Regions from separate parts of the Homo sapiens genome. Here all the other regions are linked to region 1. Evidence: chromatin loops called from intact Hi-C (ENCODE). Cell type or tissue: PC-9. All regions are shown on one strand.

Evidence for each region. A loop is a pair of places that touch in the nucleus more often than their neighbours do. Peaks named below come from ENCODE experiments on the same cell type or tissue, not always from the same donor. Only the 100,000 strongest peaks of a DNase experiment are listed, where the experiment ranks them.
Region 2: a loop joins it to region 1, with 10 times the contacts of the local background. A loop is called at or near these places in 3 of 110 quality-filtered maps.
Region 3: it touches region 1 in a loop (10-fold over the local background); 2 of 110 quality-filtered maps call a loop at or near these places.
Region 4: it touches region 1 in a loop (14-fold over the local background); 3 of 110 quality-filtered maps call a loop at or near these places.
Region 5: a loop joins it to region 1, with 20 times the contacts of the local background. A loop is called at or near these places in 3 of 110 quality-filtered maps.
Region 6: a loop joins it to region 1, with 6 times the contacts of the local background. A loop is called at or near these places in 3 of 110 quality-filtered maps.
Region 7: a loop joins it to region 1, with 10 times the contacts of the local background. A loop is called at or near these places in 2 of 110 quality-filtered maps.

The regions. Positions count from the first base shown.
Region 1 is chr14:80,636,463-80,640,462 of GRCh38, forward strand. All of the region lies in intron 19 of CEP128 (centrosomal protein 128), which reads right to left. Among named protein-coding and RNA genes, the nearest start is that of CEP128, 300 kb to the right of the region's middle. RefSeq lists an enhancer at 2,055-2,224. In PC-9, no CTCF peak of the experiment used is centred here; a DNase peak (open chromatin) is centred at 2,349; H3K4me3 peaks cover 1,856 bases; H3K27ac peaks cover 4,000 bases.
Region 2 is chr14:80,582,951-80,586,950 of GRCh38, forward strand. The region is part of intron 19 of CEP128 (centrosomal protein 128); the gene reads right to left. Among named protein-coding and RNA genes, the nearest start is that of CEP128, 360 kb to the right of the region's middle. In PC-9, no CTCF peak of the experiment used is centred here; a DNase peak (open chromatin) is centred at 2,471; H3K27ac peaks cover 2,571 bases.
Region 3 is chr14:80,432,953-80,436,952 of GRCh38, forward strand. All of the region lies in intron 8 of DIO2-AS1 (DIO2 antisense RNA 1), which reads left to right. Among named protein-coding and RNA genes, the nearest start is that of DIO2, 220 kb to the left of the region's middle. In PC-9, no CTCF peak of the experiment used is centred here; a DNase peak (open chromatin) is centred at 2,159; H3K27ac peaks cover 3,016 bases.
Region 4 is chr14:80,848,268-80,852,267 of GRCh38, forward strand. The region is part of intron 9 of CEP128 (centrosomal protein 128); the gene reads right to left. Among named protein-coding and RNA genes, the nearest start is that of CEP128, 91 kb to the right of the region's middle. In PC-9, CTCF peaks have their summits at 2,153 and 2,354; no DNase peak of the experiment used is centred here.
Region 5 is chr14:80,212,136-80,216,135 of GRCh38, forward strand. The region is part of intron 1 of DIO2-AS1 (DIO2 antisense RNA 1); the gene reads left to right. It also overlaps a transcript of DIO2 not described here. Among named protein-coding and RNA genes, the nearest start is that of DIO2, 2.6 kb to the left of the region's middle. In PC-9, a CTCF peak has its summit at 1,562 (motif pointing right); no DNase peak of the experiment used is centred here.
Region 6 is chr14:80,054,106-80,058,105 of GRCh38, forward strand. No RefSeq gene overlaps it. Among named protein-coding and RNA genes, the nearest start is that of DIO2-AS1, 160 kb to the right of the region's middle. RefSeq lists a silencer at 2,121-2,415. In PC-9, CTCF peaks have their summits at 2,272 (motif pointing right) and 2,474; a DNase peak (open chromatin) is centred at 2,346.
Region 7 is chr14:80,423,464-80,427,463 of GRCh38, forward strand. All of the region lies in intron 8 of DIO2-AS1 (DIO2 antisense RNA 1), which reads left to right. Among named protein-coding and RNA genes, the nearest start is that of DIO2, 210 kb to the left of the region's middle. In PC-9, no CTCF peak of the experiment used is centred here; DNase peaks (open chromatin) are centred at 2,418 and 3,426; H3K27ac peaks cover 2,751 bases.

The DNA of each region.
Region 1 (4,000 bases):
CTTCTACTATTGTTGCCTCCAGGCTTTGCAGAAACACATGTTATTCTCCCCCTAAAATCTGTTCCTCTTCTAGTTTTCTCTCTGCCAGCAATGGCACCACACAGTCTTTTGGTTTTGCACCAGAGAATTAGAGATGAACCCCTCATCTCTAATCTATCACAAGTTTCCTCAGATTTAAACTCTCAAATCAAGATGTTTCTCACCATTTCCATTACTATTGTCCCCAGCTAATATTATATTCTTCCTGGGACTGGAATTAGTCTCCTAAATGGCCTCCCCATTTCCATTTTTCCCCCCAACTCTTCTCCACATTACTGAATTTTCCATTGAAAATACAAATTTGGCCAGGCACGGTGGCTCACACCTGTAATCCCAGCACTTTGGGAGGCCAACACGGGCAGATCACCTGAGGTCGGGAGTTCGAGACCAGCCTGACCAACGTGGAGAAACCCTGTCTCTACTAAAAATACAAAATTAGCCAGGCGTGGTGGCACATGCCTGTAATCCCAGCTACTAGGAAGGCTAAGGCAGGAGAATCGCTTGAACCCAGGAGGCGGAGGTTGTGGTGAGCCAAGATCGGGCCATTGTACTCCAGCCTGGACATCAAGAGCGAAACTCCGTCTTTAAAAAAAAAAAAAAGAAAAGAAAATACAAATCTGTCCATGTATTCCCAGCCTGCTTAAAACCCTGCAATCAGAGCTCTTAGAATAAAACTAAAATTTTTAACATGGTCCATTCTACCCATGGTAAGCAGAATTTTGGCCCCCAAAGATACCCATATCCCTGGAGCCATGTTATGCAAGGGGATATTAAGGTTGTGAATCAGTTGACCTCCAGATATGGCAATTTGTCCTGGATTACCGAGGATGACCTAATGTAATCAGGAAAATCCTTAAAAGTAGAAAAGAGAAGCAGAAGAGCCAGAGAAGGAGATGCAAGGACAGAAAAAAGATGAGACCTTGAAAGGAGAATTCAATCCATCTCATTTTCTCAATTTTCATCTCATTTATAAATTCTATAAAGTTAAGGGCTGCGTTTGCTTTTTTGCCTACCAATGTATCCATTGCAGACACTCAGTAAATAGTTTCTAAATGCATAAAGAAACTACTCCGGATAAGAACTCTTACATTTTTATCAGATAAATCACTGTATTACTTAAATATGCTTATCTTCTTTATAAAAACTGAATGGTGCCCCTAAAAAGAGACCAGGTCTTAAACCGTGAAACCTGTGAATGTTATCCTATCAGTAACATCTTTGCAGATGTGATTAAATTAAGGTCCTTGAAATGAGGTTATCCTGGATTATCCAGTTGGGCACCATATGTCATCCCAAGTGTCCTTATAAAAGAAAAAGAGAGAGAGATGAGACACAGAAAAGAACACAGTGTAACAAGAGAGGGGCGTATGTAGACGTGGCCACAAGTCAAGAAATGCCAGCAGTCACCAGATGCTGGAAGAGGCAAGAAAAGGGTTCTCCCTTAGGGTTTTCAGAGGGAGTCAGGTCCTGCTGACACTTTGATTTTGGCTCAGCAAAACTGACTTCAGACTTCTGGCCTCCAAAACCTACGACAGGATACATTTCTGTTCTTTTAAGCCAATATGTTTTTGATAATTTGTTACCACAGCCACAGGAACTAAACGAATACACTCTCCTTTGGATTTCTAATCATCTCTTTCCTTTCTGGAATGCCCTTCTTCCTTCTCTTCATATTTCAATAAATGTTTACTAAATAAAGAACAATGAATGGCCAAATCGTATAGTTCCTCCAAGTGTCATTTCTTTCATAAAGCATTCTCTGAATACTTTAGGCCACGTAAAACTCTCCCATCTGTGTGCAAAGATAATACATGTTATATAATTTTGCAATCTGGGACTTGTAAACCCACTGGTATATTTTTCTTATTATCCCAAAGAAGCAATGCTGTGTTTAATTTTTCCTGGTGTCCCTCAAACTGTGCACGAAGCCCAATCTATGGGCACAGAGGACCTGGAATGCTCTTCCCCCGATGTGCGTAGGGCTCTGTAGTTCACTTCCTTCAGATGCTTGCTCCATTGTCAACTTATCAGAGAGGACTTTGCTGACCCCTCATCCCTCTACTTTCTTACCGTACTGTATTCTACTCTAGAACACTTTTCATACCACCTGATTTATTTTTTATATACGATGTCTTTTACCCTTCTACAATGAGACAGCGAATTCCAACACGGTAGGGGCAGTGACTAGCATATAGTAGGAATTCAGTAAATGTTTATTGGGTGAATCACTGAATATAAGGAAATGCCTAAATCTTTCTATTGCCATCAGTTGACTAAGTAGTCTGAACACAGGTCATTAAAATGGTAGCTCCTAACATTTCAAATACTATCTCTGAATTTGATCAAGACTCAGAATTTCAACTCCAGTAGCCCCTTTATTAGGTTTTAGAAGTCAATGACTCATTACGAAACCACTTAGGTTAAAAAAAGAAGTCTTTTTCTTTCATTTGGTTACAAGGAAGTATTGAAAGTTGAGATGAGAAGAATAAATTATGGAATGCAGCTCCCTGTCTAATATTTGCATTATTATGTTTCAGACATACATTGCTTAATACAATGTTAAGCAATAACAAATCAACGGTGGAGTGAACTAACTTAAAAAATGGTATTTAACCAAAAAAAATCTGTATTAATATTATATTCTTTATTCTATTTCCACAAATGAGATTCAAATTCATTTTACTTTCAAATAACTAAAATGTTTGATTGTGAAGCTATTATACAAAAATAATTCAGATAATCCTCATTCTAGCAGATACATACAAGATGTAGCTCAGAAGCTGAGTTCAGACAAAACAATTTTATGCAAAGGCTAACAAACATATGGGATAAGTTACCAAAAGAGAATTGCTGAAACAAGAAACACCAATATGTTCTACTGAGAACAAGGCGGGTATTTACATATGATCCAAATGAGGGGTGTGGAAGAAGAGTAAAATAAAAATTTAAGACCACTGGAATTCTCCCCAGCAATGTGTGCCTGAAGTAAACTCATTGTCTTTACTATAATTAAAAGACAATAAAGTATTCTATGACCTTCTTAAATATGTTTATTGTTGACATTTGTTAGATCCCTTATAATGAAATCTGTGGACCACCCAAATCCTGTTATTCTAATATAATTTGTCTAAAATTAACACATTATTGAAAATCATATTCTTAGTTTGTACATCTTAGAAACAGCTGATTACCCTCTTTCTGTGATGACTAGTCTTTACCTTGTGGGGTAAAAAAGAGAAATTGAGGAGATAATTCAAACTTCCCCACTCCTTTGAGCAGAACTATAATCTTAAATGGAGCAACAGTTTGTTTTGATGAAGGAGTAAGAAGGTTGACTAGCAATTATTTCATGCTGTCAAATTTGAAGAACAAACAACCAAGTTAAACGCAGTCTCTCCAAAAACAAAGGCAAATAACACATAATCAAATTCTTTCTTATAGAAAGTGACTTTTCCATGAACTGAGACCAAAGAAAGCACTCACTGAATGAAATTTATAGTAACCAGAATAACAAAGCATTGTCTCAAACTTTCATCCTCTGGAATATGGAAAAATTCTTATTATTTTACTTTGAAAGAATATTCAGTAATGGAACTTATTGTAAATGTGAAAGATCTCTCTGTGATTAGTTAGTTCAGCTAGCTAGATCAAAACACAAATAAGTCTGAATCAGGTATATAGGACACACTCTCATCTTTCTTTTCTAGCACATAAAATATGTCATTAGTGATAGGTAGGACCAAACCAGAGATAAAGGGAAAACTATTTTTTAATCCATCATCATTATTGCTAAAACAAACAAACAAAATAAAAAGTTCATGATCTATTAATAATGGGTGAATACTACTTCATTCAAATATTATTTTGACTGTCTCATTTTCTATTAATTCTTCAAGCTACTATAAAAGGGCTCTCATTTATTCTTAAAAGCACCATTTCCCTGCCAACTTCTGAGTCCAAT
Region 2 (4,000 bases), 54 kb before region 1:
CTTGTTCCTCCAGAGTCAACTTAGTATGGCAAGTCCAAACTCCTTAGATAAAACTTACTGGATCAATAATGAGTGTCAGATCTTTTATGCAGCCAAACACAACTCACTCATCTGATAAAATATAGAAGGAAAGAAGTCCAGTCTACTCACAGAACTTCATAAAATTATAGGAACTTTAAAATTATGTTCTCAGTTTTCTCCAAATACATACGGGTCATACTACTCTTCCAACAAATCTGATGCCAATGACAATGCTTGACTTGGGATGGCTGAATAAAAACAACCGAAGAATTCCTAGAATTTTAAATTTTAAATAAATATTCTCCCTGACTGACCATCTTGTATAAAGGGTATAAGCAGACACCTGTTTTGGTTTTTATTTTTTTTTTCTTTGTGCCACATATCTTCCCTTTGAGAACTCCTGTTCCTCTTTTCCACATGATTTCCATGAAACTTTTGGTCAAGAGGCCTAACTAACCTTTCCTGCTGCAGAAGCAGGTCATGGCCCAGGCTAGCAAGTCAGAGCATCTTATCCCCCTGAGCATATGAGCTAAGCAACACCAGAGGTGTCCTTTTAGAGGATTAATGTGAATGCCAGGAAATAAATTTTCTCCTTCTGAAGCCACACCTTATATTAGCCTGGTGTTTCGAAGTCTGTATTTTCTACTATGTTGAAGAAACTTATTAAGCAATGAGGCTGGCAAAGAAGAAATGAGAGCCAAGAAAGAGAGAATTGCTTGAGGACTACATCCACCCTTGACTGAAGCCCACAAACCTCCTGGACTTCCAATACATAATTCTTCCTCTATTCTTTTTCTTAAATTAGCTTTTGTTGGATTACTGCCATTTTTAAAAGTCTCCAGGGATGTAGTTGTATTGAACCTTCTTATCTCTATTCAGAAACCTAGAAGAACTTTCTAGTCCACCTTAAAATGTTTCATCCTACAACAAATATATGAAGACATGAGACTCAAAGAAATGCAAATGGTTTGGCTGAGATCACCTAGTTAGTACAAAGCCACTTCTACAGCTTTGCTCTCCTATCATCCTGCTCTGTCTAATCATGCTCTCATTTGTACCTCTCAATACTTAATTGCACCCTTCTTCATACTGATTTAAAAATAAAATACACACTTGTCTGTATTCTTCTGACCTGCTTTAAAAGTTCCCTGAATCAGGGCGTCCGTGACATTTTTTTTTTTTTTTTTTTTTTGTTTGACAGCGTCTCATCCGATGCCCAGACTGGAGTGCAGTGGCGCCATCTCGGCTCACTGAAACCTCCACCTCCTGGGTTCAAGCGATTCTCCTGCCTCAGCCTCCTCAGTAGCTGGATTACAGGTGCCAGCCAGCACGCCTGGCTACTTTTTACATTTTCAGTAGAGACGGGGTTTTACCATGTTAGATGGGCTGGTCTTGAACTCCTGACCTCAAGTGATCCGCCCGCCTCGGCCTCCCAAAGTGCTGAGATTACAGGTGTGAGCCACTGCCTCTGGCCCATCCATATTTTACATCCATGTTCTCCTTAACTACTGCCTTTCTATCTTTGATATTTAACTTATATCCCCAAAATTGCTCACTCCACCCACACCATTGCTGTATGCCACTGCTCACTCGTTAGGTGCATTGTTCAAGCACATGCATTTGGAATGATGAACACGGTTATTAACCTGTGCTGATGAAATATGGCTACTGGGCATCGCTGAGAAGCACCACTCTATGCAAACAGACAAAACACAAGAGAATATAGGTGAGACCCCTAGATAGTTAAAGTGACTTAATACTGTGATAACAGCGTGATTAGTATCTTTCATTATAATGAACAATCTTGTTGTTTGTTCTTATCAGCATGGAAAGAGCTGAAGGGCTGCTCTGCTCTTCTTATCAGCATTGAAAGAGCTGAAGGTCTGCTCTACTCTTCTTATCAGCATGGAAAGAGCTAAAGGGCTGCTCTGCTCCCTTGCTCACCACTGACATGTTCGTGTTTTCTTTTATTACTCTCTGGTTTGCTGTTCCATACAAATAGCAACTCAACTACCATGTAAATTGCTGTGGTGAAATTTGCTTCCATCAACATTAGTTAATGAAAGATCTTTGGTAAAAAGGGCAGCAGCCCTGTGTATTTTCCTTGGATTGGTTCCAATTTTTTAAATGAGCTGATACTCACTCATTATGACATAAAGTCATTAGAGGGAGAAAAAGCCATATAAAAAAGCAGAACATCATGGATGAGAATTGGATGATCCAGCTGTCCTGTTTTGTTTTGTTTCTGCTTTACATTTCTCTGGAACACTTAGGGTTAATATATCACGACCAAGTTTTTGGCTAAGATAGTTTTATATCTCTTCCTCTGCAGTCTTTGCAACCAGTGATCTGGCTGTTTAAGGAGGTTTGACACTTTTTAATGTTGATTTTGGTTTCTGGTAGCCAAGAAGCAGATAGATTGTTTGTTTATTTTTCAAAGGTGAGTCATGTCCAGGTGTGTATGAGCAATTACACCCATCTAGTAACTTGAACCTTCCTAGGGAGACTGAAGATCAAATTGAGAAATGACTATATTTTTCTTTAACCATTCCTATAAAATGCCTCATCCATATTACAACTAAGCCCAACTGATAATGGAGAGAAAGTTATAGAAACAGAGGCTTCTGACACAGCAACATTTATAACAACAGCACTGGACAGAGTAACATTGGCAGCAGAATATGTTGAGTTACTGATTGCAGTTTAGAGAAAAGCATTTAGCTCTGGCTCTTGTAACTTACTATAATTCAGTGCTCCTGTCCAGTGTTACTCTGTGTGTCTCGACATTTACCAAACACAATAGATAATGCAAATTCTCAAAATAATTCAATATTTTATTAAAAAGTAAATTTATGATATTTCTATTTGTGAACAGATTCATATATTTAAATATATTCATATATTTGATTCATAATTTCATATAACAAAATTCATCAGATAAAGCAGCACATTACAACCCTTATGAGCCTATAAATGATGGACTTAGCCTTCTATTATTCCATTCCAGATACTCAAGACATTAGCTACATGCCAGAGATAACGGGTCAGTTTCTCTTTTTCTTCCTTAGCTACCCAGTTATTGGAATCATTGACATTTTAGAGACAAGAGAACACAGAAATAATCTAATCCTAGGGTTGCTTTTTTTTTTCCTAAAGAAGTACAATTCTGTCTTATAAGGGAAATCATATATACTTTCTAATGTAAATTATAAATAGGTAATTTAAAAAGCTGAGAAGGAGCTGCTTTTAAGGAAACAGAAGTGGAGGGCCTGGGGGCCAGCCCACCAAGCTCCTTCCTATCCTTGGGCAGACCCCTGTGGTGGCATGGTGAAGCTGCAAAGCTCCAAATTATCCTCACTGAAAGCTACTGATCTAATCTAGTGTCCTGGGGTTACACAGTGGAGGACTGAGTTCCGAGATCAAATGCCTCTGTCAATGTCACATAGCTAGTTAATGGTGTATCAATCTGAGCCCAGGGCTTTTGAATTGGACCAGGGTCCAGTACTTTTTTTTTCTTTACACAAAAGTGACTGCCCTGCTTTGACTTTCAAGATTTGTATTGAAATGACACAGTATTCCAATGCCTATATATTTTCTAATGCCTCTCCAAACAGAAACAAAAGAAAACTTCATTAAAGCACTTGTGTAACATCGACAATCTGTGGGAAGACCCACAGTTACCAACTGTCCACGTTAAAATTCCTCAGTTTTGGGAGATGACGTCCAAAAATATGGCTATGATGGAAAGCAAATACCTAGACACTTGAGAAGGCAGTTGTTTCAGCAAGATATATTCAATATACAGCACACAGAAGATTTCACAAAATCAAACAGCAACACAAAATCTGTTTCAATGAATGACAGTTTCTCAGCTTAATATAACATTTACCAGCAAACATTTTTCCTATTTTATTATACTAGTAAAGAAAAATTGAATAAAGGTATAACAATATGACTATATTAGCTCAAATACCTAAAC
Region 3 (4,000 bases), 200 kb before region 1:
GAAGAGTTGGTGCTCCCAACCAGAGCTCATGATCTATGACTCCACAGTTACATAAAAGTTTACTGTTAAATCAAGGACAGCAGTATGATTATAAAGAGATCAAAGGGGGAAATGTATTAAGAATAGTATCTTCAAAAACAAACAAATAAACCTTAGAAAAATGATATTTACCTGCCAGACTCAAGATGAGGGAAAATAATAAAGCCATCTATGCTGACTGAAGGTTCCTTAACTCAATCACTTGGTGCAGAGATCCTGGTTATCCTGGTTAGCCACAAGATTGGAGAATGAATTGTGAACAAAAGATAAGGAAGGCATTGCCAAAGGTAGTGCAGTACTGAAAATTCTAATCTCTTTCTTCCAAGTAAGACATTTAAAGTTATTCTGACCCAAATAATAATAATGGCTAACATTTTTGGAGGGCATACTGTCTACCAGACACTGTCTTAAGGATATTACATAAAGCATTTTATCTAACTCTTATAATGACATTATGTTAGTCTCAATAGGATCCTTCAGAAAAACAACAAAATGACAACAGGAATAATTGCATAAAAATGCACCAGAAATCTCAAGTGGCTGTAATAATGTCTAACATGACAGACAGGCTGTAAAAACACACAAGGACAGTCATTTGGGAATGTGTTGCATATACCTGGGGCATAGCTTAGACAGACAAGAAAAATAATTCAGCCTACTAGAAAAGATGGGAATTCTATAACTGTAGATACAAATGATAGTTTTTTTCAAGGTAAGTATAATATTTTTTTAAAAAGGAAAATAAAAGAAATACTAACAAACATTCGTGATCCGTGTTGTATTTACATTGACTACTAGATATTCCATGGTATACGATTCTGCTCTGAAGGAAGTATCAAAAATTAAGGTAAAGCTAAGCATACTAAAGCATGCTTTTTCTCTTCTTTGGATATTTGTATAAACATTAACAAGAAATATAACCTATTTTGTGTATGCTTGTTCTGGAATAAAGGATCATTCTAATCAGGACTTTGGTCTAATGAAGCAACTCTTTGCTGCAAGAGCTGGCAAAACTGAAATGCAACATTACTTCCCAATGATACACAGGAAAATAATACACAGGGTAACACAGGCTTTCAAACTGTGCTAAAAAGGGTACAGAATGTAACCAGGTAGAGACTGGAGGAACATACCTCTGAACACTTGGTAATATGTTGAAAAGACAGTTGTTAAGACCACGATTTAAAAAAAAATTGTATGTATTAAGAAAAGCACAAGGGAGGAGGAAGTGGAGCAAGATTGCTGAATAGAATCCTCCAGTGATTGTCCCTTACTGCATGAACACCAAACTTAACAACTATCCACACAAGAAAGCACCCTCATATGAATAAAAAAAAATCAGGTGAGTAATTACAGTACCTGGTTTTAACATTATATCAGGAAAAAACGGCACTGAAGAGGGTCTTGTATTGCCTACACCACTCCTCCCATATCCGCTGGCATCACAGCATGACATGGAGAGAGAATCTGTGTGCTTGGGGGAGGGAGTGAAGAGACTGTGAGACTTTACATTGCAACTCAGTACTGCCCTGTCCCAGCGGAAAGCAACACAGGGCAGGATTCCACCAGTTCCCATGGAGAGAGCATTTAGACAAATCCTAGCTGGAGGGGAATTATCCATCCCAGAGGTCAGAACCTGAGTTCCCACTAGCCCCACCACCATGGGCTAAAGTGCTCTGGGGTTCTAAACAAACTGGAAAGACAATCTAGGCAAAAAGGACTGCAATTCCTGGGCAAGTCCTGGTGCTGTGCTGAGCTTAGAGCCGGTGAACTTGGGATGCAGGTGACCCAGTGACACACCAGCTGGGGCAGCCACAGGAGTGCTTGCATCACCCCTGCACCAACTCCAGGTAACTCAGCTTGCAGTTCCAGGAGGAGATGGAAGAGTAAAGACTTTGTCTTGCAACTTGGATACCAATTCAGCCACAATAAAATAAAAGCACCAAGTAGAGTCCTGAAGACCCCATGCTAAGCCATAGCTCCAGGATGACATTTCTAGACCAAGCCTGGGCCAGAAGAGAACCAACTGCCCTGAAGGGAAGGACTCAGTCCTGGCAGAGTTCATCACCTGCTGACTAAGAATTCACTACCTGCTGACTAAAAAGCCTTTGGGTCTTGAATAAACATCAGTGGTAGCCAGGCAACAGTCACCATGGGCCTTGGGCAAGACCTAAAACCTGGCTGGCTCTATGTATGACCCAGCATTTTTCCAGCTGTGGTGGCTGTAACCCCTTCTGCTTAGGGAAAAGAGAGGGAAGAATTAAAAAGACTTTGTCTTGCAGTTTGGGTACCAGCTCAGCCAAAGTAAAATAAAGCACCAAGCAGACACCCAAAGTTTCCAGTTCTAGGCCTTGGCTCCTGGAGGGCATTTCTAGACCCACCTTGGGCCAGAAGGGTATGTGTTATCCTTGTGGGAAAGACCCAGGTCGGGCAAGACTCACCACCTTCCGACTAAAGAACCCTTGTGCCTTGAATAAACATCAGTGATAACCAGGCGATACTCACCACAGACCTGGGGTGGTGGTGGCCATGGAGAAAGACTCCTGCTTGAGAGAAGTATAGGGAAAAGTAAAGAGGACTCTTGCAACATGGATACCAGTTCCACCCTAGCAAAATAAAGCACGAAGCAGATTTCTAAAGCCCCCAGTCACTGGCCATAGCTCCTGAATAGCATTTCCAAACTCACTTTGGGCCAGAAGGAAACCTGCTGCACTGAAGGAAAAGACGAACTTTTGGCTGAATTAATCACCTGTTGATTAAAGAGCCCTTGGGCCTTGAATAAACATCAGTGGTAGCCAGAAAATAGTCACCGCAGGCCTTGGGTGATACTCAGTACTGTGCTGGACTCAGGTGTGACCCAGCACAGTCCTGGTGTTGGTGGCCACAAGGGTGCTTGTTTCACAGCTCCCCCAGATGCAGGCAGCTCAGCATGGAGAGAAAGACTCCATTCACTTGTGAAAAAGTAAGGGAAGAGAATAAGAGATTCTGCCACATAATCTAGGGAATTCTCATGGATCTTACCTAAGACAACCAAGGCACTACCTCTATGAGTCTCCAAGAGTCACAGTGTTACTGGGCTTGGGGTGCCCCCTAATGCGCTTATGGCAATTCCCTTTGAATAGTTGGAAAGTCTTCTCAAGAAAGATGGGTACAAACAACCCCAGACTTTCAAGACTACAATAAACATCTAACTCTTCAGTGCCCAGACACCACTGAACATCCAAAAGCATCAAGACCATTTAGGAAAATATGACATCACCAAACATACTAAATAAGGCAACCCTGACCAATCCCAAAGTGACAGAGATATGTGACCTTTCAGAAAATTCAGAATGGCTGTTTTGAGGATGCTCAATGAAATCCAAGATAACACAGGGAAGGTATTGTCCTATCAGATAAACTTCACAAAGAGATTGCAATAATTAACCAGAATCAAGCAGAAATTTAGAAGCTGAAAAATTCATCTGACAAACTAAAGAATACATTGAGTCACTCAACAGCAGAATTGATCAAGCAAAAGGAAGAATTAGTGAGTTTGAAGACAGGCTATTTGAATAATATACAGTCAGAGGAGCCAACAGAAAAAGAAAAAAAATATAATGAAGCATGCCTTCAGGCTGTAGAAAATAGCCTCATAGAGGCAAATATGAGTTACTTGCATTAAAGAGGCAGCAGAGAGAGAGAGATCAGGGTAGAAAGTTAATACAAAGAGATAATAATAGAGAACTTTTCAAACCTAGAGAAAGATATCAATATTGAAGTATAAGAAGTTTATGGAATACCAAAAAGATTTAACACAAATAAGACCACCTCAAGACACTTAATAATCAAATTCCCAAAGGCTAAGAATAAAGAAAGGATCCTAAAAGCAGCAGGAGAAAATTAAAAAATAAAAAAAAACATATAAAGGACCTCCAATATGTCTGGCAGCAGATTTCTCAATGGAAACCTTACAGGCCAT
Region 4 (4,000 bases), 210 kb after region 1:
GAAAGTGCAAATGCCCAGGAGCAGGAGGTACATGGTATATCCATGGAAAAGCAAGACGGCCAGGATGGTTGGCCTAGAGTTGGCAAGAAGAACAACAATAGAAAATTAGGGGTTGGGCATGGTGGCTCGTGCCTTTAATCCCAGCACTTTGGGAGGCCAAGGTGGGAGGATCACTTGAGGCCAGGAGTTTGAGACCAGCCTGGTCAACATGACGAAACTCCATCTCTACTTAAATTACAAAAAATTAGCTGGGTGTCTTGGCGCATGCTTGTAATTCCAACTATTCAGGAGGCTGAGGCAGAGAATCGCTTGAACCTGGGAGTCAGAGGCTGCAGTGAGCCAAGATCGTGCCACTGCACTCCAGCCTGGGAGACAGAGTAAGACTACATTTCAAAACAAAAAAAAAAAGAAAAAGAGAAGAAAGGAAAGAAAGAAAGAAAATTAGGGTGAGAGGAATTCAGAAACCAGATCAGAGGGGATCTATTGTCTATAAATAAACCATTGATTAGCCAGACATGGTGGGACATGCCTGTAATCCCAGATACTCGGGAGGCTGAGGCATAAGAATCACTTGAACCCAGGAGGTGGTGGCTGCAGTGAACCAACATCATGCCACTGCACTCTAGCCTGGGCAACAGAGTGAGACTGTCTCAAAAAAAAAACAAAAGAAACCATTGAAGGGTCTTGAAGAAAGATGTGACATTATCTGATTCTGTAAAAGACCACAAGGAGGTAAGAATGGAAGCAAGGAGGCTACAGCATTAGCCCCAGCAAAAGAGGAGATGTAGTGGTAGGAAATGAACAGTTTCCAATTTAAAAAAATATTTTTTAAATAGAGCTGACAAAATTTAATGATAGACTTGGTGTAAAGAACAGGAGAAAAGGAGAGGCAAAGACATAAAGGAAACATATAAAGGTTTTAAAATATAAAACAAATTATTTTATCAAGATGGTTATCTATCTGTTTAAGAAGAAACATTATAAGATGAACCACACAAAAAGAGTAAGATTTTGCACCTTCCAAACAAGTTCACAGGTCAGGAGGAGAAAGAACTGGAAACTGGGAGCTCCAGAGACCCAAGTTCGCCCACACTTTGTGGCTTTGAATCACAGCATCACTGTAACTTGATTGCCCATCCAAGACTAACACTGGCGAGGAAAGTTTCAGGATCTCATTCTCAGATAATAAACATAAAACTGTAACTTTTTTGTCACAACCATACAAAATCCATTAAACGATGAAATAATGAGGTTATAGTTCTAAATACTATCCTAATACTTGACCACAGTATGGACAAAGATATATAAGAAATAACAGCTTTTCATTTTTTGAGCAATGAATAATTAATACCACAACTTTAATATTTTTTAAAAAGGGATTTGGGGTACTTAATAGAAATACAAATTAACTAGAAACACAATGAGTCATGAGAGCTATAAAAAATGCTTTTCCAACAACTAAAGAAAAAATAGGCAAAGGATAATCTATCTGTTGGATAAACTATCCAACAGAACACCAATAGAAAATAAATATAACTGGGTAGATGGACAACAGTGTACAAAAGGAAATCACCACCAAAAACAAGAAAATAACAATTAGGAGAAAGAGGTTTAGGTCTACATAAGATGAATATTTATAGAAAGTATCTTTGGGAAAATTCTGCATGCACAGCTTCGAAATATTAAAAGTGGAAAAGGGAATGGGAATATATGATTCCCGCGAAAAAAATGCTCATATCAAATTATAATCTGTTTTACTAGATATAAATAGTTTCTTCCATAGAGGGAGGGAGGGAAGGAGGAAGGAAGAAGGGAAAAACCTGTAATCCTGAAGAGGAAGCATGAAACTATAATACAAAGGCAAAGAAATGACAGTTTTCATGATAAATACAGCAGGTGTCTTCATATAAAATACACAATGTGTCATACTTTTTAACAGCAGAGGGTAACACCGTTTCAAATTTAAATTTGTAATAACAGACAGTTAATTAGATTTTTTTCATTTGTGAGGCTAGTGCCAAGTACACTTTCAGAAAGCCCTAAGAGTTGAGAGTATACACACTATAAATAATTGTTTTTCAATAAATTTGGCCAACTTTAATAAACAGTGTCTACTACTTCACAATTAATGGTTCAATACTGACGACTAGTGGTCAAAACTTGTAGTAATTCCCTATCAAGTATTCTATGACCTTTATCAATTTATTTAAAACATTTAATGCAAATTATGTGAAAATCTAAATTAAAAGATATTGCCCTCACAAACATTCAGAAAAACACGAAGAAAAGGAATTGTATCTACAAAGTCTCTTTAAAAATTCTTTCTGTCCATTATTTGCAGTATCCCAAAAGAAAAGTCAATCAGCATTTGCTGTCAGCTCACAAAGGAAACAGTTCCATGAAATGTCACTTTATTCACGCTCACACAGCTATGTTAACATTCTTCATAAATCCATAATTAATATTTCAAAGAGGTCTACATTTAGAATGCATGTATCTGGGCATCTCCATTCTAAATTTCTTTTTCAAACTTTGTTAAACACAAAGATATCAAAAATCCAGCTGTCTTTATTAAGTTGTCAGTATAGTTTGAAAACCAGCAACCCACTATACGAAAATGTTATTTTTATAGAGTTGAATTATGTTTAATTTAACTATGATTGAATTCTTGAAGAATGTTTATGGAATTTTGAATATATCATTGTAACTACTATATAAACTTCAAATAAGTTAAAATTGTTTAACTTTTACTTTCTGTCTTCAGGAATGAGAGCAGTAGAGTAACACAAGGTATAAAAATCTTGGAGTGAAATTTACCAAGAATGTTATATGCAGCTGAACAATCACTTACATTTGGAAACGTCAATTTCTTTAGCACCTGTTCAGTGAGCTCTGTGTGATAAACCCTGTACTACCTGTCCCAGAAACAAGGGTAAACGAGATGCACAAAGCCCCTCCAATGGAGTCTACATTCTTTGGCAAAAGGCATATAATAGCATAAGCAAACAAACAATAATTATAGTTTGTGTTAAATGCTATTTTTAAAAATAGAGTAATATGATACATGACAGTGAGCAATGGAACTGAAGGGGCGATTTTAGAAGGCGAGGAGGAACGGGAAAGTTTTCCCTAAAGAGGTCACAATTGAGCCTGAGGAACGAGAAGGGAGAAAAATGTTCCAGTAAGACACTGAGAAGAATCCAATGTAGCTGGAACATAGATATCTTAGACTAATAAGTACTGTATGTTTAAAATCTTAGAACAGCTATCAAAAGAACAGAAATATAATCTACAGCTCCAAAGCAAACAGAAAGTATAAAAATGAATATATAATATACTCCACTCCAAATAGAAATGGGAAAAAGAAACAAAAAGAGAAGTTAAAAAAAAATAAATAAGATAAAAACACTTTAAAATATTCCAATAATCGCAGTAAGTATAAAATGACTAATGCAACCATTAATTTATAAGATAAAGTTATTTTTAACAAACTATAAGGTGTTTTGTAAGAAACATGGAAAAATGGAAATACTAAGGAAAGATTAAAGAGGGAAAATGATATGCCATGAATAAAGTAATCTTAAGAATGTTAAAATCAAGAGGCACACTAGGTAATATTTTTTAAATAATTGACCAAGAAGTAATTTAATTATACATAAGATACCACATGCACAAAACAGATAAAAGAAAACTGACACAAATCACACGGAGAAACTGATAATCTCTATAATAATGAGAAGCTTTAGATATATGTACTAAGAAAACAGAAGAACAGAACAACAAAATTCACAAATGACCTATTAAATTTATATATGTGTGTGTGTATGTATGCATGTATGACATGCACAAGCACATAAAATTCTGCATCCAAAACACAGAAAAATATTTGTTTCTTACTCTGGAGTACTTACAAAAAATTGGTCATAGAATTAGGTCAAAATGGAAGTTTCAACAACTTTCAAAGGAGTTAAATTAAAAACAATAAAAAGAGTTTAAAAAT
Region 5 (4,000 bases), 420 kb before region 1:
CCCTTCTTGCTATCTGTCTGTGGTGCAAAGTGCCTCTCTCTGCAGCCCAGTGAGTCTCCCTGACGCCTTTTATACATTCCCTGGCTAATTGCTGCAATAGAGAAGTGAAAGCCTAATCTTGGTAAAGATCTTGACGTCATTGAGAAAGAGGGCTTTACTTTGGCCAGGATTGCAGTGAATAGAAAAGCAAAACTCGACAACTTTTTTTTTTTAGAAGGGGTTGGGGAGAGACAGTGGAATTTTGCTTTGTGATTTAAAGAGAGAAAAAAACTAATACCCTTGACAGCCTTCAGGAAATGCTTCCAAACTTTGGGAAAAGTAATTTAATATAATGTGCAGATTGATATGGCCAACACTCTCTCTTCTGATTATCATTATCATTAATTTATGAGGGGTTTTGGAAAGAAAGGATCCTGGAAGGCAGGTAGAAAAAAGGAAGAGTTATCACAGGCGGTCTTTGCTCTGTTTCTTGGAAAATATGAACATTTATATACAATCTTTATACCTTTATACCATGACTCCAACCCTTTGTAAGATCTGTGACCTAGGTCCTTTAAATTTTTTTGAGTCATTATCTTATTTAAGAAAATGCAAAATGAGTTGTAGGTGGAAAACTTGTAAACTATTTGAGTACCATCCCAGCATTTCTTTAAAGCTTCTTGCAGAAACTTGAATACAGGTTTCTTTTTAGTTTTACCCAAGCTTCTAATGAAAAAAAAAAAAAAAATCCAAGTTCCTCCAGACAGGGAAGGAGCTAGGCGACATTCTTTTAGCTTCATTTTGCAGATAAAATTAAAACTTTCCATTGAATAGCATTAAGAAGCCATAAGGCTGAGAAATTATTAATGAAAGCTCTTTAAATTTGGTGTTTCACCTGCTTCTGTTAGCATAACCCCTAAGAGACCTGATACTTTAAGGAATCTTCCTTTTTGTTTGAAAAAAATTTTAATTAAATGTATGGGAAGTTAAGAGCCGACTGAATTGGTTCAAGGTGCCACATTGACCATTGTTCATTGGCTTGCCTCTCCCATGAGTCTTTAGGACAGGTATTTAGGCAGACAATGCTTTGGCAGAATGGCATGACCCCCACTTTATTCTACTTTTTCATCCTGTGTTACCTAATAGATCACTGAGTTTTCTCAGTGATAGATACTGAGTTTTAGATACTGGGTAATAGATAGCTGAGTTTTCTATGTAGCCAGAGCTTAGGCATAAGCTAAGCAGTAGGTGCAAGCTTGTGGTTAGCGTATTGCGTATTTTTTCCATGTGGCTAAAACCTTCATGATCACAGAAATAATTTAAAAGCCTAGACAAGAGTCATTAATTTGTCGTCCTGTTAGCTGAATTCTGCATATTAATGCATTTTGTTTGGTTGGCAGGTTGCTTTTTTGCCTTTAAAAAAACAATAATCAAAAAAGAATGCCTTTAGGTTCCGTGAGAGCAGGGATTCTTGTCCACTTTGTTCACTGCTACCTCCCCAACACCTAGAACCATGCTTGGCGCACAGTTGGCTCATTGAGGACGTCCTGAATGAATGAATGAACAGGGCATGTAGAGGGCCTCTGCATTGCTCTACACTAGGGGGCACCATTCACATACAATATGATGTGAATGGGGGTGCCCTGGAATTGTAAAACGTGGTGGCCTTGTGCAATGCCCTCTCTTGTGACACAACCCTCAGCATTCCCTACAAATTCTTTCATTTTTTTCATTAGTTTGGCTCCTAATGAGTTTTGAATTTGCATCTCATGGACGAAATTGTTAAAAGACTTCAAAGCTTAGAAAAATAATATAAACCACATAGAAAAATTACACCTTCCCTATGACTAGCATACAATGTTAGCAAAATAATATTACTAATATATGCAATGTACATTTACTGCATGTATCTTCTCAAACTACTCAATGTCCTTATGGGAAAAAAGAAAGAACAAAGGCAGGGAGTTGATAGCACAGTATTTTAACTGGTGGAGATGTGAAAGCTATATTGCCATAGTTCCCACCAACAATGGCAGAAGGAGGTGTAGACTCAGGAAATGCTGCTTCCACTCAATTGCCCAGGCCTTAGAATCTCTCCCCTTCTCAGACCTTCATTCTACCTTGATTGAATTAAACCAGTGCTCCCCTGCAGTGGAGACTTCAGCAGCTTTAAACCAATTCTCTCTCACTTGCTTTTGCTCTGAAGGAGGAAAGTATGTTTGTAAATGGCAAGCTAAGGAGAGGGATTGATAGAAAATCAGAAAAACCTTTCTTTTAAATGTGAAGTTCAAAGCATATCCAGACTTTAAGTGGTTATAAGTTAGAATTAGGACTCTGTTGGGGGCTTTTGTTTCTTTTTATTTATTTATTTATTGAGGTTAGAAGTGTTTGAAGGGAATTTTTTTTTAAATAGGAGAACAAAAAGATACACAGCCAATCTGGTTATGTCATTTCTCAGATTTCTTCAATCATTTTTCTAAATGAACGATAAACACATCACAAAACTGAGGGCCATTCCTCTAGCAGATAGACAATCTGTCCATCCAAGAAATTACATTTCTCCAAAGCTATTTCTTTTTTTATGCATGGTGCACAATTGCTCATTCCAGTTATTAAGAATATTTACCACATTGATTTTCAAGTAATTTTATACTCATTAAGTAACAGAATAATCCTAAGGTGACAGAGTATGACTTTTCCCATCATATAGATGAGAGAAAGCAGATTACCAAAATTAGGGAGTCCAAGCGGGTGTTGGGATATTTTCCCTAACTCTAAATAAGCCTCACTTTTTTTCTTTAATGTCTGTTATGGGTCCTGGTCATTACTATGAGAACCAAAACCCTTGTTGAAAGTGGTTTGCTAGTAATTTAATCTTCAAAATGGCAAAGGCTGTGAGGACTTCACATCTGTTTAAGACTGTCCCGACTCAGGCTCCTTGTTTAGATTTCATATGTTCTTTCAAAGGGCTTGGCTATCTTCTTGGTCATGTATGTGTTCTTAGCAATCAACATGTAATGAGTTAAATGCAAACCAACGAGGGGCATGTCGGTTGCATTTCCCCATACGATATTCCACACGGGTTTTAAATTCCAAAGAGAAGCAGCCTAGGGCAAAATGCTTTGGGCTTTTTATGAAAAAACCTTTGCAAAATTGTTTAACTTTTTTATATTCCCATAGTAAAAGAGCATCATGTCCTACTGTTGCCTCTTTCTGGTTGGAAAATAACAAGCATATGAGTCACAAGACTTTCTTTAGTCCTCTTCTTGACTCTAAAATTGAGATTGAGAAAATAAAGTTGGATAATCTGAAAGCAGACTTGGAAATTTTAAGCACAACAGTTGCCATTACTATTTCCTTATTCTTATTTGAAAGAGCAGAAGAGCATCCAGACAGTTCTGTCATGTTAACAACTCATACCATGGACTTTCAAGCTGCCTTTGTTTCGTGGAATTTTATTCTTTCTAATTCCAGTGATTTGTCAAGTGCATAATTTAAAAAATGGCATTTCATTTTTACTTTCTTAAAAACATGTCAAATAAACACATTATAAATCCAAAAATGTCTGGAAACAGCAGGCATGCTGATTTTGGATTTGAGAATATGGTTGCCATACATAACGCCTAAAACAGCGCCGCTCTTATCAGAGCAAGGAATCACAAACTGTATAACCTACTGCCTCCAGTGACTCTGCCTGACAGGGAGTTATGACGAACGGCTTACACCACAACTACTGAATCACTCAAAATTCCCTGTGGGCCCATCCATTCCACAAACACAGCCGTGTTCTCTGCCTTGTGATGAAAGGAGAAGCTCAATGGATAAAATACACAATCCCAGAGTAAACTCTGACACACCTTGAGCAAAGCAACTTGGGGGCGGGAGGGCAGGCTGACGCCTTGGGAGGTATGAGCATTCTCTCCCAGCAGCCCTCTCCGTAGGTTCCTCTGCAGTGCTGGCAGACAGCACCCATCCGAGTTGTTAATGCATTCTTCCCTCAGGAACTGTTGCTTCTCTTTTT
Region 6 (4,000 bases), 580 kb before region 1:
TGGAGCCTGTGGGCTGCAGGTTGGACAAGCCTGATATAGAGAGATTAAATAAATTGGTCAGGGTCACACAGCTAATAACGATATGTTCTTTCCATCACATCACATTGTAAATTTCTTCTGGCATTGTTTGGCAAGTCATTGGCCTCGTGGATTTTAATGTTTAATTATAATACATTCTGGTCATTCATGTTCTGTTTTATTTGCTTTGCTGATTATTGTTCTCCTTATCATCATCATCATCATCACCATCATCATCATCATAGTTATTAAGTATTTATATTTTTCCATGATTGTTATAAAGGTAGCCATGACTTAAATTTAAATAAATAGTATTTTATCCACCTTTTGTTTACTACTTGAACCTCAAATTTGTAAGACTGCTATTTCAAAAAATAATAATATATCTTTTAGGAAGAGGACTTTGTGGGATTTTTTTAAAGGATATCTACTACCTTTTCAGCTATATGATTTCTTTTTTCCAAAAGAAAGTGTGATCTCTTTAGTAAGTACCACATATCCTCCAATTTCCTTAATAATCTCAGGTGCCTGTCTAGCTGATTTATAATTATGCAAGTTTTCCAAGTTCTCTATTCCCTCACCTGATTTTTGCCAATAGCTATTTGGCAACGTTTATATCCTAATAGTCCAAATTTGTTGCTTCATTTTTCCTGTTAAAAGCAGATTCGAAGCATGAGTTCAGTGTCTCAGCCATTTTAGAATCATCCTCAATTTCATGTCTACGCCTGCTGATTGGCAGCCTTGATTTCTCCTGGTTGTTCAATGTCCCTGGACGTATTTATTAACGCCTTCTTTTGTACTTTGAAACCCATTTTAGCACTAATCATTTCACTACCTTTGTCTTTTCTCTACCAAGTTTTAACTGATGTGGAATATTTTTACTCTATGCTCTTCTTTTTAGGCATGTCAAGCAAGAATTTTGCTCTCTCATCAGTCCTCTGTGATAGTACATTGAATGTGTCATGCAATTAGCATTGCTGTTTTTCAGAAGAATTGAAGCACTATCCTGATAATTTGGTTCTGAGCTTCACTTCTGCCTGAAATGTCTAGATAATTGCAGCATATGTGGGTGTTGTGAGGTTTTTTTCTGCTTGAATTATCCAAATAATTGCTTTAATTCTCCACTTTGCCTTACATATAGAGACACAAAGAAAGTGGATCAAGAAAATGGAGGAACCACGGGAATTTTTTTGTGGAATCCTTATTCTGTGCAAGGCTATGATCTGATTGCCTTCTCTTCTGAAAGGAAGTGCCTTCTGGTCACCAATATGTCACTTGCCTGGTATCTCTATTTTGAGTATTTCTCTCTGTGTGAACTGCTGCTTAGCTGGCCAGGACTCAAATGGTTTCTTACATAACCCAGGATATTTTCTTAGATTCTCTTCTATGAGTCAGTGAATCATAATATTCAGGGCATATCAGAGATAAAAGAAGTCCAGAACATCAACCACCTCTCAACCTCTGACCACTGACCCCACCATTATATAGATGTAGTCATTGAGACCTAAAGGGGTAATGTAAATATATACGCTTTCATAGAAAATCGGTGCAGAAGCAGGAACAAACAAACACAGGATGTATGCTAACTGTGGACCAAAAACAAAATGAAAACTCCAAAACTGATTTTACTTATCTTTTCCCTAAATGCAAATAAAGCTCACAATATCAGTTGAGTCATCTATAAAACATGATTTAGGGAAAACTGGACGAGTGACAACAGAGGCTCTCTCCATCTCTTCCCAAGGCGGTACTCTCCCCTCTTTTGTTGAGTAATGTAGGGTAGAGAAAAAAATAAAACAGACCTACATAATTCCTCCAGAAAAGGGGACGGCACCTGAAAGCAAGAAGTATGTCTCCTTCCTCTTCTTCATCCTCTGCAGAGTTGTTCAAGAAGTCAGCTCTCAGGCACCAGCTAAAACTCTGGAGCCAGCACAACTCCAATTTTGGAAACTACCATTATGGAAAGAAGAAAGTGAGCACAGCCGTGAGAGGTCTATGGCTCCGAATATGGAACTCTTCATCCTCTCAAACCTTTCTCCAGCTTCCATAGAAGACTTCATCTTCTTATCTCTATTATCATTTTCCTGCTCAGTGAAAGTTGCTCTTCTACCTCCACCCCCAGGCCTGGGGTGTGTGTGTGTGTGTGTGTGCTCCTTTGCAACTCAGCTCTAGGTGTCCAAGCAAAAGCTTGAGTTTTGCCGTCTCTTCCTTCAGCTTGGGATTCCTGTGGAAGGAATTGCTGACAGTGAACACTGCCCACCACTAGAGAGCAGTCAAAGCCAACATTTTCCTGGGCAAAAACTTCTAAGAAGTTGTTTTCAAAGGAGCCAGGTTCTCTTGGTCCTCTCTTTCCCTCTCTCATCTTTCTCAGGGCGGAGCACCCTGTCGGTCTCCTTCACAAAGGCATATTCTACATGTCTATTTAGACATTATGGGCGCAATGAACACTGTGTTAATTCTGCCAGAGAAGCCATTGTCAAAAACGTTTGTTCTTGAAATCTTCATGTTTTTACCCCATCAGCACAAACACAGCATCAAGCTGACCTAGGTGAATCATAAAATGTTGAAAATAAAGGCAATCTTGCAGTTAAAAAAAGAGTTATCTTCATAAATCCATAAAGGAAACAAAATCAGACCTTGGTTGATTCTTCCCTAACCCTCTTTAGTGAGACTAACAGCAGACAAACCTAAGCAGGGTCCTATGCACATCTTCAGATATGCTTTATTCCTTCAGACAACATGCTTTTTCCAACCTTAATGAAGAGAACAATTGTGCCTCATATAGGCTGTCTTTCAAATTTCAGTAGGTCCATGTCTACATTATTTAACTTACTTTAATGAACAGTAAAAGAAAATAATTATTGCAGATTGGCCTGTTAGTGTGCAGGAAGAATCCTCTAGTCTACTAGACTGGAAGGTGAAGAAAGGGAAAAAGAACTTCTGGAAGGAAAGGTAGCTGGATTCACATTCACTCTGGATTCAACCTTAGATTTACATTTGAATCATGTCTTTGCCACTTGCTTAAGTGTAACCTCAGGCAAGTTACTTAAGTTCTCTCTAAATCTTAGTTTCTTCCTCTGTAAATTGGAGGTCATAAGTGTTTTCATCAAATAGCATAGTTTTAAGAATTAAAAGAACAGTGTATGTAAAGCACTTAATAAAGATTTGCTGTTATTGTTCAGGAAGAGAACTTTGTGACTTATTTCTGACTTCTTCCTCTATTGCTTTATTTCTATACATCCAATTTCAATTTTAATTTTGCTAAATATTCATTATACATGTTTTATGTTCCATGTATAATATAATTCTGATCCTCAAGAGGTTACAATGTGGTTTTTAAAAGAGATAAATATGAAGGAATGAAATACAAAGAAGACACATCTTATAACATTAGATTCTAAAGATAACACATAACACAGAAGGTCTATATTGTCAATACTACCCGCAAGAGTCCCAGAACTGGGCTTCTCATAAAGTCCAGTTCTACATATACATATATATGAGTTTTTTTAACTCTTTATTACCCAGCATTAAAGATTAATAAATTTATGGCTGAAATGAATGCACCAAAGTCACCCCTGTTATTGGTATCACCAGCTTCTTGCTTGACCTCTTACATAATAAGAATCACATCTCAGTCATGAAAAAGAACTTTTAAATCAATTCACACTTATTTTCTGAGATTCTTTCAGGCTTGGTTGCATTCATTGCCTGTTTAATATAAATGATGCAATAGCACCATTGCCAAGCACCTTGAGTTGGATTCTTTCAGCCGATGCCCTGAGCAATTTAACTCCACGCTATGGGCTAAATGGAAATTCAGTCCACTTGTTGTTGGAGCACAAAACAAAGTTCAAGTAATTATCACTGTAGGGCATTTAGGGAAGGATCCACAGAAGATGGAATTGAACTTGCATGATGAGTTGGATTTTAATAAAGAAAGACGATGAGGAAGAAAAGGAGATTATACAAGGATGAGGGA
Region 7 (4,000 bases), 210 kb before region 1:
ATAATGCATATTACATTAAACACATAATTTTAATTATATTCAACATACATATAATTGATTTAGGTAATATACACATTCAAATATGTATTCAAAGTACACATGTAATTGATTTAGATATTCAATATATATTCAAGTACAACAAAATTGATTTAGGTAGGACACAGGGATACGATGTTGCTTATTTTGTCAAATATTATGAGAAAATCCATAGAACACTATTACTTTATAAAAAGAAAAGACAGGTTAACAGTAAAGAAGTAGATCTTTACATTTAAGTTGAATACATTGAGCTTTATGTTATGCATTTCTCCATGGAAGTATGAAAACCTGATCTCAGACTATTACTGGTTTGTGAGCTGCACTTGGAGACTCACAATTAAAGTAGCTATTTAATAAATATTACTTGAATCTAAACCTGTGCCCTAATATCAGAAAATTGAGTGACTAAATCATTGAGGACCAGTTCTCGCCTGGGCTCTTTTTGTGGGGGCGGTGAGGGGACGGAGTCTCACTCTGTCCCCAGGCTGGAGTGCAGTGGCGCAATCTCGGCTCACTGCAACCTCTGCCTCCCGGGTTCAAGGGATTCTCCTGCCTCAGCCTCCCACATAGCTACAGACGCAAACCACTACACCCAGCTAATTTTTGTATTTTTAGTAGAGACGGGGTTTCGCCGTGTTGGCCAGGATGGTCTTGAACTTCTGACCTCGTGATCCGCCCGCCTCAGCCTCCCAAAGTGCTGGGATTACAGGCATGAGCCACTGCGCCCGGCCTGCCTGGGCTCTTTAAGGTCTCAAGAGAAGACTCTCCTGTGCCTCATGGTACATGCAAATCCATAGGCTTAACCTTTCAAGTAAACTGATGCTCATTTTTTTTTTTTTTTTCTCAGAGTTTCGCTCTTGTTGCCCAGGCTGGAGTGCAATGGCGCAATCTTGGCTCACGGCAACCTCCACCTCCCATGGTCAAGCTACTCTCCTGCCTCTGCTTCCTGAGTAGCTGGCATTACAGCCACGTGCCACCATGCCTGGCCAATTTTGTATTTTTAGTAGAGATGGAGTTTCTCCATGTTGGTCAGGCTGGTCTCGAACTCCCGACCTCAGATGATCCGCCCACCTTGGCCTCCCAAAGTGCTGGGATTACAGGTGTTAGCCACCACGCCCTGGCCTGCTCATTGATTTTGATGGTAGAAAAGTATGATTTTCTTTTTATTTGATAAATAATAGTCAGTTTTTCAGTTGTTTGGGAAAATTATAGCTAGGATATTTTATTCTGCCTGACTTTAAAAAATGGTTTGAAGGACTTTTAAAAATATGTATTAAGATCCTATGTAATAAAACTGTAAATCTACCTACAGAATGGCTGAATTTCATGACATTTTTAAAAAAACGGCCTGGTGCAGTGGCTCACGCCGGTAATCCCAGCACTTTGAGAGGCTGAGGTGGGCAGATCACAAGGTCAGGAGTTCAAGACCAGCCTGAGCAATATGGTGAAACCCCATCTCTACTAAATATACAAAAATTAGCCAGGCGTGGTGGCGCACACCTGTAGTCCCAGCTACTCAGGAGGCTGAGGCAGGAGAATCGCTTGAACCCGGGAGAAGGAGGTTGAGATTGCACCACTGCCCTCCAGCCTGGGCGACAGAGCGAGACTCTGTCTCAAACAAACAAACAAAAGGCTCCTCAGTGCTCTCATGGAATATAAATTGTATGACTTTTTGGAAAACAAGCTGGCAATAACATAGTAAAAATCTTAAATTATTTACACTTTCCAAACCATTCTGTCTTTTTATATTTCATATTCCATATTTCAAATATGAAATTTAAATTCCAATGCCCATAAATAAAGTTTTATTAGAACATAGCCGAGCTTATTTATTTATGTATTTTCTACAGTTGCTTTTGTGTTGCAACTGCACACTTAAATAGCTGTGGCAGAAATTTTGTGGCCCACAGAGCCTAAAATACAGTACTCTCTCCTTGTCCATCCTTATCCATAGTGGATATGTTCAAAGTCCCCCAGTGGATGCCTGAAACCATGGATAGTACCAAACCCTATATACCCTATTTTTTTCCACACATTCATACTTATAATAAAGTTTAAGTTATAGATCAGGCACAGTAAAAGATTAACAACAATAACTAATAATAAAATAGAACAGTTACAACAATATACTGTAATAAAAGTTAGGTGAATGTGGTCTCTCTCAACATAATTTATCATACTATACTTACCCTTCTTGTGATGATGTGAGTTGATAAAATGCCTGTGTGATGAGACGAAGTGAGTGAATGACATAGGCATTTGATATGAGTGGAAACTTCCAGAAATGATTCATAAGATTTAATTTGCATGTTGCTCTAAGTAGTGTGATGTAATCTTGTTCCACCCCACTCTGTCCTGCTGGGATTGCCATTAGTCACTTAGTATCCCTCTAGGTTATCAGATGATTGACCATCGTGGCATCCCAGTGTTTGTGTTCAAGTAACCCTTATTTTACTTAATAATGGCCCCAAAGTGCAAGAATTGTGATGTAATATTTTTGGACGTTAGTTGACTGTGGGTCACTGAAACCGCAGAAAGCCTAACTGCAGATAAGAGGCGACTCCTGCATTTACTATGTGGCCTTTTACGAAAAAAAATTTTTTGCTGACCCCTGTCCTAGAAAATAGGGCTATTTCAGGGCGCTCTGCTCAAAAGTTCCTTGCTCCATGCCATGTTGCCCCTCATATGTATATGGCAAGAAGGTGAAAGGCAACACATAGAAATGTTAACAGAGGAAAATTATCCTTGAGAGAACAGCGCCTAGCCCATTTACTTAATATTTTTTGAGTGAGTGAATGCATATGTGACTACTAATGGATATAGAGGGACTCATATGGAATGTTCTTAAGAAGTCCTGTGTCATCTCTCCCTTGCCATTATCTATGGAGAGGTAGCCACTCAATGAAGAAGCCAACAATCACTTGAAGGGGCCTTTGGGTTCTTTACTGTGAGAGAATATCCTGGCTTAACAATTTCTAGAGTCATGGAATAACAGAGAAAGAATCTTCTCCTATTGCTCTCTGGTTTCTGAGAAGGTTGTCCTGATGCTACTGTGTTAGATAAGCCAGTATGGCCATTGGAATGAACCACGCTTAGGCCAAGGGCCATGAAATAGGAACTTCTGGTATATTAACTTGTGTCTAGACTGGTGCCACTAGTCACATGTGGCTATTTACATTTATTCAAATTAATTAAAATTATATAAGATTAAAATGTTAACTCTTCAGATAGAACAGACACATTTCAGGTATTCAATAGAACAAGTGACTGGTGCCTTCTATTTTAGTTTCAGGAAAAAATAGGATACAACATTTTCATCATCATAGAAACTTCTATTGGGCAATGCTGCTCTAGACACTGGCACAACTCTTTCACGCAACTGATGTTGTAGTGCAGGAGTTGAGCATTTTTGCCTTAAGTCATATGTGTGATTCATCAAATTCACTTCCTAACCCAGTATTTTACATCACAGTACATCTCTGAATTTAGAAATCATTGATAGGAGATTGGGCTTCCAAAATTTTATTTTCTAAATTTCAAAAATCTGTGTGTACCTCTCTTGCTTAGGTTTGAGATCCAAAGATTAGGTGCAGCTCCATGCCTCACATTAAAAAGACAAGGGGTGATTTTTCACAGAATATAATTCTTATTATGTAATTTGATATACGAAGTCCTGTGGATGCACACGGCAATCATTTCTTTCTCTACTTCTCTGCAATGTGTTTAAAGCTTTTTGGCTATGAATCAAGTAACTGATGAATGTGTACTGGCTTGCAACTTTATTTATAAGACCGTTCTCTACTCACAGGGCCTTTTATCCAAACCTGAGAGTACTTTACATCTCCTTACTCATTAGAACATCTCATTCTTCTGGATGGGTGACAGGGATTAAATCTGTTCACAGATGGGGAGACCAAGGGGAAAAGTATTACAAGGTCACTTTCTGACATTGGCCATTCTA